Linked DNA regions of Mus musculus: all the other regions are linked to region 3. Evidence: chromatin loops called from intact Hi-C (ENCODE). Cell type or tissue: left cerebral cortex. All regions are shown on one strand.

Evidence for each region. Peaks named below come from ENCODE experiments on the same cell type or tissue, not always from the same donor. Only the 100,000 strongest peaks of a DNase experiment are listed, where the experiment ranks them.
Region 1: it touches region 3 in a loop (6-fold over the local background); 2 of 42 quality-filtered maps call a loop at or near these places.
Region 2: it touches region 3 in a loop (2.4-fold over the local background); 2 of 42 quality-filtered maps call a loop at or near these places.

The regions. Positions count from the first base shown.
Region 1 is chr14:12,999,160-13,001,659 of GRCm38, reverse strand. No RefSeq gene overlaps it. Among named protein-coding and RNA genes, the nearest start is that of Cadps, 180 kb to the right of the region's middle. In left cerebral cortex, no CTCF peak of the experiment used is centred here; DNase peaks (open chromatin) are centred at 314 and 987; H3K27ac peaks cover 1,250 bases.
Region 2 is chr14:12,680,138-12,682,637 of GRCm38, reverse strand. All of the region lies in intron 3 of Cadps (Ca2+-dependent secretion activator), which reads left to right. Among named protein-coding and RNA genes, the nearest start is that of Cadps, 140 kb to the left of the region's middle. In left cerebral cortex, a CTCF peak has its summit at 980; a DNase peak (open chromatin) is centred at 1,297; H3K27ac peaks cover 957 bases.
Region 3 is chr14:12,823,643-12,826,142 of GRCm38, reverse strand. No RefSeq gene overlaps it. Among named protein-coding and RNA genes, the nearest start is that of Cadps, 1.8 kb to the right of the region's middle. In left cerebral cortex, a CTCF peak has its summit at 1,198; a DNase peak (open chromatin) is centred at 2,380; H3K4me3 peaks cover 105 bases; H3K27ac peaks cover 238 bases.

The DNA of each region.
Region 1 (2,500 bases), 180 kb before region 3:
AGCTGATAAAACATGGTTCTTGGGAAAGACAAGGGTGAATTCCAAGTACATGTGTTCATTCTTTGCAGCCTGTGGTAGCTCTATTCTACCATAACTTAACTGCCCTCACTCAGAGCCCAGGGCAGGACACATGTTTGTTTGAGGTATTGAAATACAGAAGCACCTGCTAGTATAGCACTCTATTGCTCCACTGTGGTGCTTAGGACTGCTTGGAGTTCTGAGTATTTTTCCACTAGTAGATGTGGTAAGAAAAACTCCTTCCTAAGGTGACTCAGCTGCTCTGGTCTCCTGCCAAACTCATGTTCAAGAGGGAGAAGAGGGAGGCTCCAGAGGGTGTGGGTTGTGTGTGGGTGATGGTGAGCCTGCAGAAGTGGGGTTCTCTGCTTTGGGCTTCCACTTTTACCAACCAGCCACACCATGACACCCGCATCCCTGCAGCAAGTGTGACTGACAAGCAGGGCACAGAGAAGGGAAGTGTCACCAGGGACATCCTGAACCTGGGCTCTTCACCATGGCTAAAAGCCCCAGAGTCAGCATCTCAGACTGCTAGCTCCAGAAAGGAGATCTTTACAGTCTTCCTTTGCCTTGCTTTCTCCTGATAGAGAGCAAAAGGCTCATGACAATAGCCAGTTAGCACTGCTAGGCAAAGAAACACTGTTCTGGCAAGGAAAAGGCAGAACATGATCTTTGATAAGTCATTTGTCCTGTACATAGCTCCCTTGTATGTAAAACAGAGTTGGAGCCAGGAGTCAGGTTGAATTTTGTATGCAAAACATAGAACATATAGATGTCAGATGTCAACTTAAGTGACTGTCTTCACTTTCCAGCTTGTTTGAGATAGAATCTCTTATTGTCCAGGGCTTCATGTTTCCTGGTAGCTGGTTTGCACACTTCTGGAATTCTCTCTTTACCTCCTCCTATCTCACTGTAGGATCATTGTAGTTGCAGATATATGTGGCTGTACCTGCTGTGCATGGGTTCTGGCAGTTCAAACTCAGATACTTATGCTTGTCCTGCCAGTACTTATCCACTGATACATGGCATCATTCCAGAATGCTTTTTGTCCTACCAAAGAAAGAGCAGTATGTTACCTGCCTAAGAACATTTGCGTGTTGACCTTGACATGTATGTTACCACGGTATCTTAAATCCCTGGAGTTTGTAACTGCTGTCAGAAACAGTGCATCTCTCAGGTTAAGACCACCTGCCCAGGAGCCATGGGGAATGTATAATCTTCCTGGCTGTGACTTCCCACTGTTCCTGTCATCTCCAGAACTCTGAGCCACACTCTTTCTACATCCAAAGTAAAGAATAATTATTACCAGAAATGGGAACAATGTTTCTGTATTTATAAATCCAAAAGAGGCAGACACATCTGCTCATATTTACACCAGTTCTGTTTCGGCTGCAAAATTACATATGCTATTTTGATGAAACTTTATCTTAATTTCATTACCAGCCCAAGTAATCATGTGATAATTGCCTGATATCCAAGTAACCAGGAAAAAGTGAGATTTAGCCTTTTTGTTTTGTTTCTTATTTTAGGCTCACGATTGCAATGAGATATTGTGATCTTTACCCTTCTAAATTGAAGTCAAAATAGCACATTTTCAAGTTATTTCAGTGTTTGTGTTAGGAGCAAATGATGGTTGAGTTTTCCTTAAAGAAGTGGTCATTGTTGGTCATGGAGAATTGACAAGGCCAGGCAGAACTGAGGCTAGGGGTGTAGCTCAGAGCTAAGATATTTGCATGACAAGCCTGTGGTCTTGGGTTCCAGTCTAGGCAACACACACACACACACACACACACACACACACTAAATAAATAAATAAATAAAAGTAGAAAAGAAATAAGGTGCATTTGAGATGAGATACTCCATAGAAAAGTAGCTCTGGATCTGCATCTATACTAGAGAGTGAGTTAGCAGCCACATGCCCCTCTAACTAGCTAACTGCTCTACGTTAGGCAAAAGAGCACACAGATCGTCTGAGTTCTATTCCCTCATGCAATGGTAACCAGTAACTCTCAGCCCTCAGCAATCATCAATCATACCTAGAGGAGCAGAGCTTCACCTGGGCTGCTCCTGCTCTGTTGAAGAGTGCATTTGGTAAGTTTGGAATGGCCTGGGAATATGTATTGGTTGGAACTTTTCCAGTAAACACCTGTTGCTTGTTTGGAGATTGCTTTTCATCTTATGTATGCTAGACAATGACAGTACCCTCTGTACTCGAATAGTCCCATGGAAAAATACATGTGAACATTCAGGTAACCCACAGTATACCACTCATATTATACCACTTTTTCAGTGTTCAGATTCTCAGGGTTATTCTCTGGAAGAATGGTCTCTAGATCCCTCTCAGATAATTAGTACTGTCTTGACAATATATCCACATAAGAGCTTCCCGTCAGTTACTCTAACACCTACACAGGCTCAGCTACCTTCAAGTTAAGCACCTAGGTTAGAGACTCAGAGATAACCAGCAACTCGTACTAACCATAAT
Region 2 (2,500 bases), 140 kb after region 3:
GCTTCTCTGTTGTCCTCAGGGTTCTGTGTTCCTCACCCAGGGCAGCGGAGCAAGCATGAGCTATGATAGGTGTACCCTTAGGAAAGTGTTACCTATGGGTTTTGTATAGAAAGAGACATAAAAGTCAAGCAAATGAGCAAGGAGATGGGTCTGGCAAGTGGGACCTTGTACTGGAAACAGATCTTAGCAGAACTTTCAACTGTCAATAATCTGTTTAAAATGAGAGGAATAAAGTCTCTCTCTGTGTCTCTGTCTTTTTTTATGTGTCCCTGTTTTTCTGTCTCTGACTGTGTGTCTCTGCCTCAGTGCCTCTCTTTCTCTCTTTGTCTCTGTGTCTCTTTGTTTGCCTCTCTGTCTACGTCACTCTCTGTCATTTTGTCTCCCTCTGTCTCTCTGTCTCTCTGTCTCTGTCTCTCTCTCTCTCTCTCTCTCTCTCTGTGTGTGTGTGTGTGTGTGTTATATCATCCCATATACTTAGAGAATGTTTTCTTATTTGAAAACTATTCTTTTCCTAGTTTTCAACATTAAATGTCTTTTTTTATGAAATAATGTTCCTTATAGAAACACTCTATATAAATTAGGGCTCATAAATACTAGGGATATTTTATGTCTTCAACAGACACAAGAAAATGTACAAATATGTTTTCATCTACGTACTTGTTTTAAATTAATTAGTTTACATATTTGTTTATTTCTATTTATTGAGACAGCTTTTGCATTTAGCTCCAGCTGACCTCAAGCTCCCTGTAGAGCCCAGGCCAACCTCAAATTCACAATCCTCCTGCCTCCTGAGTGATAGGATTATAGTTATGTGTCAATATGCCCAGCTTTAAAAATATTATTTCTTCACTATAAAAGCTTCAAATTGCAGTGGTGTCCAAATATGAATACCTATATTCTTTGGGAGAATGAAGGCAGGCATGAGGGCCACTAGAATAAGCCACTGGATATATCTGTGAAGGTTAGAAACAGAGAGGATGGTCCCCAGAGGGCTAGTGGTGACTGGAGGGATGGCAGAGGCTGGTGAGTCATGACTCAGGCTCTGCTGCAGCATCTCCATGTTTCTTTCTTGCCCAATAGGAAGTCTGAGCACGTGCCCTAAGCACACACAGAGCAAGGTTAAAGATGTGCAGTTCCTCCCACCTCACAGAAATCCACAGTGATGCCCACACTGAGGTAGCCACAGGAGACTGATTCATCCATACTACCTTCTACCCAGTACTCTCCTCTCCCCTCCCCTGCATATTGGCCCCTAGGCAAATCTGTAGGAGTTCTGAAGCTCAGGAGTCCCTGGGTATCAAAGGCTCCCAGCTACAGTCTACCTAGACAGGAAAGAAGCCAGCCAGAGTACAGGGAGTTGCCAAGACCAGAGCAGAAGGCTTCTTGCATTTTAAGCAGCATATGCAAATTCAATTAGCATAGGTTTCACTTCCCCAGTGTGGCTCAGCCACCTTCCCAATAATTCCTAAGCCAAACTGACCCAGTTTGAAATGAAAATCAGGTTTAATTTTAGAGGGATCTGTTTATCCTTGTCTTGGGCTCTGTGTATTTTTTCCCCGTTTGGCTTGATAAACATCCAAGTGCATTATTCCCAGACAAGCAGAGTACTGCTGACAGCCATGTGATAGATGACCCTGTAGGAGAGTAAAACTGCCTAGCACTGAGGGAACTGATCAGGCCCTCTTGCACCCAAGGAGGCTTCTACACCAAGTCATTTTCCTCTGCTTTCTGCCAACCTGGAGATTTTCTTCTGGGGTCCCTTGTAATGGAAAAATACCACAGTTTACGGTGATTTTAAGCTTGGTTACACTGGGGTTTTGCAAAAATCTGGTGGTATTCTTTGTAAACCCGGAACATCTCATAAAAACCCAGCTCAGGGCCAGTAAAATGGCGCCATTAATTACAGCAGCTGTCACCAAGCATGAGAGTCCCCATTAAATCCCCAGGCCCCACTGAGGTAGGAGGCTGTGATACCTGCAAGGCGTCCTAGGACCTCCTCACACAATTGATTAATTACTTAAGTGTAAAAAAACCCAAACATAACAAAAACAATAAACAGCCCATATGAATTGCTCCTTGAATCTATATCCAAAAATACTTCTGACCAGAGAAGAGGTACAGTACATTTTGTTTTGACTGTATGGATTGGAAATTCCATGCAAAATTGTATTGGTCACTTTTGTTTTCCTCTGCAAACTATGAGTTCCCATGAGGCCCCAGCTACCTCTGCTTTCTGCCCCATTGGCATGTTCACAGCCCAGTATGATGTTAGGTCCTCAAGGATGAGTGAGAGCAACTTCTAGACCTGGGGCTATTGGCTGGGGACAATTTTGACATGCCAGTTTTCGATTCCATGAAGTACAGAAATAAAAGAAGCTAACGTCCAAGATGCTGTGAAATATAAGCACAGCACAGAGTAGGGGACAGCCCTTTCCTCACCCTCTCAGCAAAGATTTAGACAACCCTACTTCTAAGCCAATCAGCACTGTTAAGGCTCAAA
Region 3 (2,500 bases):
GAAGGTGTAATGTTGAAGTTACTTTGGATACCCTAAGATGCTAGAGATATCAGAGCTGTGGGATACCTGTTGAGGAAAGCTGCTAACAGGGAGTGGAAACAGTCCAAAAATAAAACGTTTGTTGCAGTCAACAAAGATGAAAGGAGTTGAAGATATGAAGATATCAGATATGAGATATCAGATATGGAGATGCAAAATTTGGAGTTTGCCCAGCTGCTTTTCCGTCTTGTTTGGTCCAGAATTTACTTACTAGGAAGTTTTGAATGATAGTGTATAGCCTATGATAATGGAAGCATGCTATCTGATTTCTGATTTTGATTTTTAGAGGATTACAGTTAAATGATTGGAAGACTCTTAGAAAAGACTTTGAACATTGTATTTTTAACATTATTGAGACTGCTATAGATTGTGGGACTTTTGAATTTGATCCAAATATATTTTTGCATTATGCTATAGCTAGCTATGTCCCACTATATGTTTGAACAATCCTATGGGAGCCAGGTGGTAGTTTGAATATGCTTGGCCCAGGGTGTGGCACTATTAAGAGGTATGGCCTTGTTGGAGTAGTTGTGGCCTTGTTGGAAGAAGTGTGTCACTGTGGGGTGGGCTTTGAGACCCTCCTCCTAGCTGCCCATGAGCTAGTTTCTTCTGTTTGCCTTAAGAACAAAATACAGAACTCTCAGCTCCTCTCTCACCATGCCTGCCTAGCTGGACACTGCCATGCTTCCTGCCATGATGATAATGATCTGAATCACAGAACTTGTAAGTCAGTCCCATTTCAGGGTTTTCCTTTGTATAAGTTGTCTTGGTCATGATATCTCTTCACAGCAGTAAAACCCTAACTAAGACACTATCTAAACTGTAGATTTCTATCTTTAATAAAAGGTGGATATTGCATTTCTACATTAAGGACTATTTGGAATAAATAACAATCCCCCAAAATCTGCAAAAGTATAAAACCAAGCAAAATCTTATTACATCATTTCATGAAGTGTAAATAGATATACAGACAGAATTCACATCACTGTCTTCACTGTGTAATAATTAAATGTACAAACTGTTACAGGGAACATATTTGATCAATTAATGATCTCTGTCTGGTCTTAGCACACTTTCCTCAAATTAGTTCCTTCTCCCTAAACAACCTCTTTATATGCTAAGCGCAGTCTCTCTGTATGGTCAAATGCATTATAATCCAGCTTTCTTTGTCCTCTTCACTCACCCATAGGGGAGCTCTACAAAGCTCTGTACTTTTCTTCCTGTGTCCTGTCATTACATCTCTCTGAGTCACCACTTCAACCTACAATATCCATTCCCCATGTTCCCTCTTGAAAGTTTCATTCTCTTATTTGATAATATAGTTCACTATATCCCAATTTGCTTTATTCATGAGAACCTTTTTCCATTTACAAACCTAGATTTGTTGACATTATGTTCGAAATAAACGTGCCGCACTTCTTTGTGTCTCCCAAAGGAGAATATACTCTTGTGAGAATCTTCTGAATGTTCCATGTCCAGAAGCACTTAGAGCAGTTCATTAACAAAAAAAAAAAAAAACAACCAAAAACCAAAAACCAAAAAACAAAAAAAAAACCAAAACAACAACAACAACAACAAAAAGCTTACTAACAGCTGTTGATCCACTGACTGGATTACCATAGTTTTCTGCTCCAGACAAACTGGTAAACATGTTTTATTTCCTCAGAAGAGTTTAATAGAACTGGTAGACTGTCAAAGTTTTCACACTGTTCAATTTTAAAATGTTAAATGAATTTTAAAAAGTGGGCCATTAAAAAATAAAGGCCATAAAAGCTTTATCTTTTATGTATGATAAAAACCAAATACTAGCAGTGAATATATTACTTAATTCAAAAAATGAAGAGAAATTTTTGGAGTGAAGTACAGATACATTTTGCTTTGAGTTCATTCACATATTTAATCAGGTTTACCAGAAAGCTTATAGTAAAACTCGTGGTAGATTGTAAAACACAGAACAACAGTTGTTATTTAAAATTTAAAGTCATGCTACTCATTTATAAAAAGCAGCTGATAAGGGAATTAGAAAATATGCGAGCATACAAGCTGAAGACTAGGTCTTTAACTGGTTTTCTGATGCATCTAAATTCTCTGGTTAGGTTCAGCACGCTGGCCAGCTCCCCCGTGCCTTCTGGTCCCTGTTGGCTTAAGAAAGGAAGGATTCCAGAATAAAGGCATCATCTGTATTAATAATGACATCATTTATATTAATAATGACAATTCCACAACTCAAAGTAAAGACAGTGTAACAGAGACAGTAAATTCGAAATTGCTGCTGCCGAGTTTGGGGGGTGTCTGATTTGGTGTGTGTGGTTCCTGTTCCTTCCCTCAGATCTTCATGGAGGAAGGAAGGGCTGAACAGCCAGAAACCTGGCAAGGTTCAGCAGAAAATACACGGACTTCTAGAGACTGAAAAAAGCTTCACTGACTTGGAGTTGGGGACGTTTGATTTCTACTTAAATAG